Linked DNA regions of Homo sapiens: region 2 is linked to region 1. The links are chromatin loops, found by intact Hi-C in ENCODE. Cell type or tissue: endothelial cell of umbilical vein. All regions are shown on one strand. Region 1 overlaps ZNF827 (zinc finger protein 827). Region 2 overlaps ZNF827 (zinc finger protein 827).

What was found. Hi-C counts contacts between places; a loop is a spot of excess contacts. Peaks named below come from ENCODE experiments on the same cell type or tissue, not always from the same donor. Only the 100,000 strongest peaks of a DNase experiment are listed, where the experiment ranks them.
Region 2: it touches region 1 in a loop (4-fold over the local background); 1 of 110 quality-filtered maps calls a loop at or near these places.

What each region holds. Positions count from the first base shown.
Region 1 is chr4:145,840,984-145,845,983 of GRCh38, reverse strand. It overlaps ZNF827 (zinc finger protein 827), which reads left to right. Exons shown (of 15, transcript NM_001306215.2): 7 at 1-28. Among named protein-coding and RNA genes, the nearest start is that of ZNF827, 95 kb to the left of the region's middle. In endothelial cell of umbilical vein, no CTCF peak of the experiment used is centred here; DNase peaks (open chromatin) are centred at 2,663 and 3,523; H3K27ac peaks cover 2,654 bases.
Region 2 is chr4:145,780,076-145,785,075 of GRCh38, reverse strand. The region is part of intron 8 of ZNF827 (zinc finger protein 827); the gene reads left to right. It also overlaps a transcript of C4orf51 not described here. Among named protein-coding and RNA genes, the nearest start is that of C4orf51, 100 kb to the right of the region's middle. In endothelial cell of umbilical vein, no CTCF peak of the experiment used is centred here; a DNase peak (open chromatin) is centred at 2,085; H3K27ac peaks cover 425 bases.

The sequences.
Region 1 (5,000 bases):
AAGAAAACACCATCCGGACCACGACCAGGTAGGCGACTTTGTGTGGGTTCCTCCAGAACACCCCGTGTGGGCCACCAGCCCGTACTACATGTTGAACGTTGCTCCCCAAACCTCTTTCTCCCACTGGGTTCAAAGGAGTCACACCCTTTACCACCATGTTCTACCAGAATTTCTTGGTTGGTAGAAACAATACAGACGTAAAGGAGGAAGACCACTAATATGTACTAAACATCTAATAGGTGTCACTTTGCTGGGAAATTTTCCATATGTTATTGTTTTGTATTCCTGACAATAATTTTGTGAAGTAGATGTTATTATCATCCTCTCTGCAGAAGTCTCCTGGCCTGAGAGTTGAGCCGGGTGGCTCAGCTGGGACTGGGGGCTGGGTCTGTATCTCACGAAGGCCTCTTTCTGTCTTATTGCAACCCTGCTCCTGACTGCCTCCATGACTATAGGCTGATAATTTGTCACCAAGGATATCCCAAATTTTTTTTAACCTCCCAGCGTTATTTGGAAGGCAAAGATTTTAAAGGCAGAAAAAAGATAATGCTTTTTAAAAATTGCAAGGAAATTTATATCATTCACCACTGTGGACAAGGAAGTTTTTTCACTTGCCAAAGGCAGTCTGAGGAGGTTAGCCAGTGTGGGCTGCCCACCGTCCATCTGCCGTTGTGAGAAGAGGAGGATCAGCCAGTGCTGCTGCTCCCATGGAGCTGCTTCCCATGAAGTCCACCCAAACCTGAAACGTTGTAGGTGAGAGCCAGCAGATGAAAACCCCACCACTGCAGAAAAGGAGCTCAGGGGAAATGCATTCTCCACCTTTGAAGGACCATTCTCCACTTTCAAACCTCCCTCCAATTTCTGAGTTAGCCCAAGATATGAGCTTTACAGGATGATCAAGAGCAATACACATTTTTAGGATGAACAACTAGGAACAGTAGAAACTAGCTGGGAGCTACCAAGCAGTCTTTAAATCAAGGAACTTTGCTTTCCTGAGCAAACAGAGAAAGATTCTTCCTGATGGGAACAGTTGCTGGGTTTTGTGTTTCTAATTCTTGCAACAAAAGGTACAAGATATTTTTCTTTTTGATGTCTTATTAATCGACCTCAGAGCATCATCAGGCCTGTGGACAGTACTCATTTAAACTTCAACCTGAGGTTTTAAAAAAATATTCCATTAATTGGAGTTTAGGAATGTCAAATTTCAAAGAGCAATTAAAACAGAGCCAGCTTGCCTCACACTGGGTTTATTTTATTTATTTATTTATTTATTTATTTATTTATTTATTTATTTATTTATTTATTTGAGACAGTCTCACTCTGTTTCCCAGGCTGGAGTGCAGTGGCCCAGTTTTGGCTCACTGCAGCCTCCACTTTGCAGGCTCAAGCCATCCTCCCACCTCAGCCTCCCGAGTAGCTGGAACTACAGGTATATGCCACCATCCTCTGCTAATTTTTGTATTTTTTGTAAAGACAGGGTTTCGCCATGTTGCCCAGGCTGGTCTCAAACTCCTGAGCTCAAGCGATCTGCCTGCCTCGGCCTTCCAAAGTGCTGGGATTACAGGGGTGAGCCACCGTGATTCGCTCACACTGGGTTTATATAGTTTTAGGGAGAGGAACCTCGTTCTAATAGAACAGAAGAGTGGTATGTATTAGTCTTGTGTCTGTATATAAGTATACAGAGAGAAAATGAGAGTAGGAAGATGGACTGCAGATTGTATTGGGAAATGGCTTTCGGGGGATGGAAAGGCTATTTTGTATATTAAGTTTGATGCCCAAATAGAAGATGTGAACTCCCATGGAATCCATCCTGCCCCCTCCTACATCTAACCTTTAAGCTATTTAGTGTATGTGCTTGTGTCTGTGGGTCTAAACACTGATGAAATTGGACAGATTAGTAGACCTTGAAAGACAGCAGACTAAACATAAAAAAATATTCATTTTAATTTGCTGCCATAGGATTCTTGAAGTGTTATAGGTTAAGTCCCCTAGAGATGGAGATTCTCGTGGAAGTGCTTTATTGAGGGAATGCTCTCAGAGGAACCTGCAAGGAGGTGATGGGGGCAGAAGACGGAGGAAAGAGAAGGAGAAGGAGCTGAGAGGAAGGATGTGGTTTTAGCTGGTTTCTAACTAACTTCAGCTGCATCCCCCAGGAAGGTTCACTAGCTTCAAGTAATCCCCTGCAGGGGATGTATAACCTCCCATGTTAGGGGGTTCCAATGGGGACAGCGGTTCTCACTTATAGTTATCAGGCAACACTTACGCAAACTCCGGGGTAGGTGCATTCGTGCCAGAGGGAGGATCTGGGCAGGACCCCACTAGCATGATCTATGGAGGTTTCTGAGGGCTCTTTAAGATTACATAATATTTATACAACAAAAAGATGTGCTGCAAGACCATATTATTTTATGCTCTTTAGGTGTTCTCTAGGAAGAGGTAAGAGGAGGCCCCAAGTTGGCCCCATACAAAGATTTTAATGTGCCTCAAGCCTAAACTGCCTTGGCTGGAGCTGAAGCATGATTATAGGATAGAAGAGAAAAAAAATTTTTTTAACCATTTGGCAAAAATGATGCAATCCTTAAATTCTCCTCTTTCTGGGAGATTATGAGTAAGAGGAAATCCGAATTAGATCTTTTGCCCAAAGCAAAGGAAGAGGTTCTTCCTGTGAGCTCCCGGCATGATATGGTGTTTAGAAATCAGTGTTAAAGAATTCTTGGCTTATAGTTCTACAAAGTCCTCGGTGTGGTTTTTTTTTTTTTCCTTTGAGTAGAGGCAGCTTACTTGATTAGCCTATCCATAAATAGATCTCTTTTTTACCTCTCGCCTTATTACTTCAGGTGGAATAGAATAAAATTTTTATGCCAAGAAATCCTCTTTAACCTGAGTTAACTGATATCAGGAACAGAAAAAAAAATGCCAATTTTCTTTCTTCTTTCCTGACTCCTGTTTTAGAAGGAACTCTTACTCTGCAGGTACAAGATCAGTGTGTGGATTATGCTTTAAGGTGTGATTTGTAATACATTTCAAAAAGATTTACATCAAACCTCTGAATTTCTGTATCTTCAGATTTTTAAGTACTAATGGAGTGTTTATTTAGTAATCATATCTTCTGTGTTTGATTTCCTAGAAGAAACTGATCATTCAGAAGGACGGTTCATGATTGGAATCAAGTTCAGAATTTTTCGCACTTTGAGAATAGCTAGGTATATTTAAGGTAGTTTCGTTTGTAAAGGGCAGGCCTGAGCACAGCACTGAGATCAAACCTTCCCTTGCCTTTCTCATGCTGATGAATGCCTACGCTCCTCCACTCCTTGCCATCTCCTGATCCTAGGATCTGGATATCCAAGGACATGAGGTAGGGAGAAGAGACACAAAACTGAAGAAAGGAGCTGACTCTATCCCTGCCTCTTATAAACCCACAGCTTCCCTCACAATTGTTTATCGTTATTTATCTCGATGCTCATTTCAACCACAAGACTAAGGAAAAGTGTAGCAGCCCAAGAGGAAACACTCTGTAGCTTGGCATTCCAATATGTGCTTGCCAGTGAGTCATGGGAGTGCTGATGCCCGTGTCCTGCACCAAGAGAACACGAAGTCCACGGATGTGTGCTGTTAACTCTCCATCCCGTATGGGTTGGTGACTGCACTTTCCTCACCATCAAATCCTCCCTCCTCACACCTGTCCAGTGGCAGCTCTGCCCCTTGTTGATACCTCTGTTATACGAAAGGTAGATAAGGAGAGTGAAAATAATGGGAGACAGTATTCTTTGCTGGCAATTTTTTTAAAGGGGTTTAGGTGAAGCTAAAGGTTGAAACTAATAACTACCAAGTTTCTGGATCACTGGATCTCTACCTCATTTTTAAAAACTCTTATAATGGAAAATTTCAAACATATACAGAAGTATCTGTCATCCAATCCAACAATCATCAATTAATGATTTATGATGTTTTATCTATCTCCCTCCTCTACTTCCCCCTCCCTGTAGATTATTTTGAAGCAAATCCCAGACATCATTTTAAGAACTGGTTTGAGAATGCCATTTTTTTGTTTTGTTTTTTTTTTTTATCCTAAGAACTTAAACTCAGCTGCTTAAATTAGGATAATCTTCCCAAAAGTAAAGGAGAAAAACAATCCACCAAGGCACACCGTGTAGCCAGGCAGAAAAATCAATCTACTTAGCAGCTTGAATGATTGAATCATGTGGTCCTGCTCACCAGTGCCTTAACCTTGTCCCTCCACCCTTGTTTGTGTCCTCATCGGGGCACTTCCCATTGAATCAGTCCTTTAGATGCAACTTCACCGTAAATGCTAAAACAGCAGTCTTTTTCCTTGTTTAACCTCAGAGTCTAGAAAATTCAATGCAAGTGTAAAGAAGGCTGTGGGTCTCCTTTGAGATAGTGTGTGGACTGAGTGTTGTTAATGCCACTCTATCTGACAAATGAGATGAGGAGAGAGTCCCGGCCAGACCCATGAGAACAGAAGGACCAAACATTTCAGACTAATAAAATCCTGATTTTTCTATTTCCTTTCCCAGCACAAGCCTAGGTTCTACAGGGAGCAGATAACTAGCTATTATGATCATTTGGTAGATGAAAATACATGAGGCATGATATCATAATCAGATCTCAAAGTTTAATGGAATAAAAAGAAGATCTACATCCTTTGACATGGACCATCACCCAGCCAGATGCTGGATAAGATCGAGATAGGAAAATGGAACCCTAGAGTAAGAATCAGATAGCTCCTGGCAGGTGAATTGGACATGCTCAATGTTGTGTAACACCATGAACTTCAAACAATGGCTGCCAAGAACCCTCTCTTGGTTATTTGTTCTCTCTTTTCTCCATTAATAATTCAGTGTCCATGGGGGTATAAAATTGCAGGCCTATAACAAATACTTTCTCACACCTGGCTTGCTTTGTTCCAAAAGCAAGGAAGAGTTTGCCTGAATTGTTCTTTTCTCCATTACTAGACAAAAAGCAGAAGTGGGAAAATCAGA
Region 2 (5,000 bases), 61 kb after region 1:
TAAAACAAAAACCTATATAAGGAAGAGGAAAAGCCCAAATGACATTCAAGGCAAACATCATAGGTGGAAAAGTAGAGAAAAAACATCTGATCACATAATACCGAGTAGCCAGGAATTTCTGGAAGCAATTTATGGTTATCCCAGGGATCAGAATATAAGAGTGTGAAATGAAATAAAATGCTTTATAAGAGACAAAATCCTATGAGACTCTGTACAAAAAAAGAGGTTACCATTAGACAAGTATTTCAAAAAGAAATGAAGAGAATCTTAAGTATACATTCAAGCTATGTAAAATAATGAAACAAATGCTAAGGGATGTGGGAATCAAGATGAAGAAGAGCAAAAATTTAAAAACAGTACCCATATTCCAAGCTGTTTTGTGACTTTGGAACTAACTTAAAAGCAGTTATTGATATGTGCACTTTTCTTTTACAAATATTATGCTTCATAAAAAGTTTTTTTAAAGGAAATTCCTGAGTAATCTAAAAGAAGTTTTAAGGTTTTTCTTTCCCAACAGAAGAAGATAATTAAGATGGAAATGTGTTCAGCTGGGTGTACACTTGTTGCTGTTGATAATGAATATGGAGAGTTCTTCACAGGATGGGGGATTTTGGGAATTAAAGCCTGTCAAAAGGTGGAACCTAATGTTCAAAGTCCTAAGACCAAGAGGAACCATAGGAGGAGCCTTCAGTTAAGAGTGTTATAAGTAATAGAAAACCCAACCAACGGTGGCTGAAACAAACAGGGACTTATTTCCCTCACAAAACAAAAAGTCCAAAAGTGGGTGGTTGCTGGCGTTCACTCAGCTACTGAGAAATGCCACAGAGGACTGTATTACTCAGTTCCTGCAGTGCTATCAAGAAATACTGGGTAATTTACAATGAAAGGGTTTTAATTGGCTCACAGTTCCATAGGCTGTACAGGAAGCATGATGCTGGCATCTGCTTGGCTTCTGGGGAGGCCTCAGGAAACTTTCCATCATAGTGGAAAGTGAAGGGGAAGCAGGCACATGTTACATGGCCAGAGCAGTAGGAATAGAGAAGGGGAAGGTGCTGCACACTTTTAAACAACCAGATCTCGTGAGAACTCACTATCATGAGAACAGCACCAGAGAGACCATGCTAAACCATTCACGAGAACTCCACCCCCATGATCCAATCACCTCCCACAAGGCCCCACCTCCAATACTGGGAATTATAATTTGACATGAGATTTAAGCAGGGACACAGAACCAAACCACATCAAGGACCTATACTTTTCCCATCTTTCCCTTTCTCCATCCTTGGGAGTTGGCTTTTGTCTTCATGCCTTATATTCACAAAATGGCTGCCAGAGTCCCAGCCATTTCTTCTGTGATCAAGGCTGGAAAAGAGAAGGGGTCAATACCAGTATATCCTTCATTTTAACAGAAAAGCAAAAGCCTTCTCAGAACTTTGGCACATGGCTACCCAAGCCGCTTCCATGGCTGGAGAAGGCAGGGGATAAGGAAAGTTGAGAATGACTGTTGGGTTAACTGAAAATAGCAACTGCCAGAGTTCATCATAAAGAGAATCATCTTGTGGCTTGATGCTATTGGGAAGAGGTAAGAATTTAGAGCCTTTAGGAGTATGGCTCAGGACTGCAAACATTTCCACTAATAGAATCATGAAAGCAGTTAGTGAATTGAGTTAAAACAGCAATTCAAAAGGCAGGTAGCCTGATTTTTCATTCTGAATTGGCCATAGGCCTTAATGAATGCTACTAAATTATTAGTCTTTCCTACTATAAAATAAGAATAATGTCTATTCACCTCACTTGGACCCTTTTATTCAGTCATTCATTTATTCAACAAATATATACTAAGCACCTCTTATGTAGCAGAGATTGTGCTAATGCTGAGGATACACAAATAAATAATGCAAAACCTTTACCCCAGGGAAGGGAGGCCAGGGGACGTGTTGACTGAGTACTGCTTCACGTTGGACTATGCTGGGTGCTTTATATGCAGAATATATATATATATGGCTTATAGAAGATATGTAAACAAGTGATATAATAGGAAAAGTGGTACAACGGAAATATTCATAAAAGTTCCCTGGGACAGAGCAGGGGAAATGACTAACTCTACCTTGGGAATTGGGCAGGGCTTCACCAAGGAGATAAAATCTGAGATAGGGCTTCAAATTGAGTCTGAGTTTATTGTACAGAAGTAGTTGCGGGGAGTAGCTTTTGGTGGAGGAACAGTTGATTCAAAAGCAATGACACTTAAAAGGGAATTGTTTGTTCCTGAAAAGTCAAGCAGTCTACTTTGCCAAGCATTCGGGTGGTGGGAGGTGGCCAAAGCCAGGCCATGAAGGACTCAGAAGCCAGAAGTTTGGCCTTGAGGAGCCTTTGCCATACAGAACAAGACATGATGAGATTTGTGCCTCGGAAAGATCATTCTGGAATCTGTGAGGTGAGGAAGGGCTGTTGGAAGGGGTCTGATAGCAGAGAACCTGTTTTGGAGGCTTTTGCCACAATGTTGGTGAAAGATGATGACACAATTAAGGCAGTGAGGTCTAGAAAGACCTGCATAAGATCACCAGCTTCTGGTGACTGATTGGATGTGTTGAAAGAGAGTCGGGGGAGGAATCAAAAAAGATTCCAAAGTTTCTCACATGGCACTTGGGTGGCATCATTCACAGGAGATGCAGGAGAGTGTGGCATTTGCTGAGCCCCATTTCAGCTTCATCTCATCTCAGCTCCTGGAAAAAAGAACGGGCCTTTGCTTCAGGTCTTGTGTTGCCACAGTAATACTCCTCCCCCGACTGCCTCTTCCGCCAGGCCCCACCCAGCCGTGATTTCGAGGTCATGTTCTGGGATAAGACTCCAAATGGCCTGTGGTTGCCTTGTTCCTGTGTGCAAAATAAAAATGGATTGCTGTAGCAAATGCAAACATGAGGTGGGGAGAGCAGCGATTCCTAGACGAGGCTTGGAGTTGGGCGTGGGACTGTGGCTGAGCAGTCATGGGTGCCCCGTGACAACTGCCTGCCTCACTGCGACTCCGGGGATTCTTCCCACTCAGCTGCAGCACAGCCTCGGTAGCTTTCATCATTTTCTAAGACCAGTGGACGGAATCAGACAGTTCATGATGCTTCAGCTTCTCGAGTACATGATTGATACTTGAAGGAATTATTAAGGTGCTTATCTATTTTTAATTGCATCTACTTATTTGATATTTGACCCAATTCATTCATTCTTGTTGTGAATGTATTAACAGACCCTGTACCCTCTTGACCTCTCCTTATAATTATTACCGTTATTGTTCTTTGAAGCACTGTTTTGATTATACACTTAAAAGGAGCTACTGATATACTGAAATTCATGCACAGCTGAAATGCCCACTGCGTGGACTCAAGGACAGCTGTTTAAGAGTAGTTCTTGTCCTCAGAAGTTCATCTCCCTTTTTTTTTACTTCTCTTCACCCACATTTCTGCCCTCTTCCCCTTTAGAGGTTTTTAGTCACACATTTCTACTTTAATAAGAGCAACCCTTCTTCCTGAGGCCCCAAGTGCTATGTTTTAACAAACACAGATGAATCAGTTCATGTGCTTTATCAGTGTTGGGATTGCTGGCAGGTGCCTCACAGCGAACATTATTGCAATTTCACCATCATTTCCCCTCCTCCCATTTCCAGACATATATTCATATTTGTTTCTTCTTCCCTATCTGGCAAATCATTCCAGTGAAAATTGATCCCATTGATTTAGCCACATACAGGTGGAAGCCTGTATTTGGGAAGCAGTTTTAGCCAAATTGTGTGAAATAAAGTTTTTTCTTCTGATGTTATCTCTGACCCATGTTGTGAGCATTTTCTTTTTTTTTTTTTCTTTTTTTTTCTTTTTTTTTTTTTTTTTTTTTTGAGATGGTGTCTCGTTCTGTTGCCCGGGCTGGAGTGCAGTGGCACAATCTCGGCTCACTGCAACCTCCACCTCCCGGGTTCACGCCATTCTTCTGCCTCAGCCTCCTGAGTAGCTGGGATTTCAGGCGCCCGCCACCACGCCCGGCTAAATTTTTGTATTTTTAGTGGAGACAGTGTTTCACCGTGTTAGCCAGGATGGTCTCGATCTTCTGACCTTGTGATCCCCCTGCCTCGGCCTCCCGAAGTGCTGGGATTACAGGCTTGAGCCACTGCACCCAGCGTGAGCATTTTCATCTGCGTGGATTAGGAGAAGTTCTTACCACCATTCAATTATCACCACATGGTGTCCAGTTCTATAATGCAGTACTGAGCTTTAAGGAGATTTGCAATTATTTACTGAGGTAAAAGACAAGATATTAACTTAGTGTGTCATTTGTCTTGGTCTTCAAAGTGAGGTGAAAAGCCTATCAGTGGCCCATTCAAGTGTCCTTTTAGAAGTGTCTCCTTCTCTCTTTCTGGTGTTCTCTGTCACCTATTTTATGACATTATCATAGGAGGAATGTTTGTATAATCTGGTACAGTTCCACAAAAAGAAACATGGATTAGAAAATTAAAGGTAATCCTAGGGATAAGAATGAGAAAATAAAAACTCTTTAAGATGATTAGAGAATGTATTAAAGTCCATTTATTTCATTCATGGCTATGAATTATGGGTAGATAACTTGTGGCACTGTTTTCCCAAATATGAGACCTTTGGGGGAAATTCTGGTTCATTCTTGCATTAGGGAATTTTCTGTGGCACAGCGTGTGGTAGTTATCACTGATTCTACTTAGCACAAATTCCTCATTAAGGATTTTGCACAAACTGGAATGAAGAGCAAAGCTTTCTTCTTAAAGAGAATGAAAGCATATTTCCTTTCAAGGGATAGGACCATTTATTTTCACATCAGAATCTGAGATTTACAATTCTTTTTTGTTTGTTTGTTTGTTTGTTTGTTTGTTTTTGAGACAGCGTCTCACTCTGCCACCCAGGCTGGAGTGCAGTGGCGTGATCTCAGCTCACTGCAACCTCCGCCTCCCAGCTTCAAGCGATTCTCGTGCCTCAGCCTCTGAAGTAGCT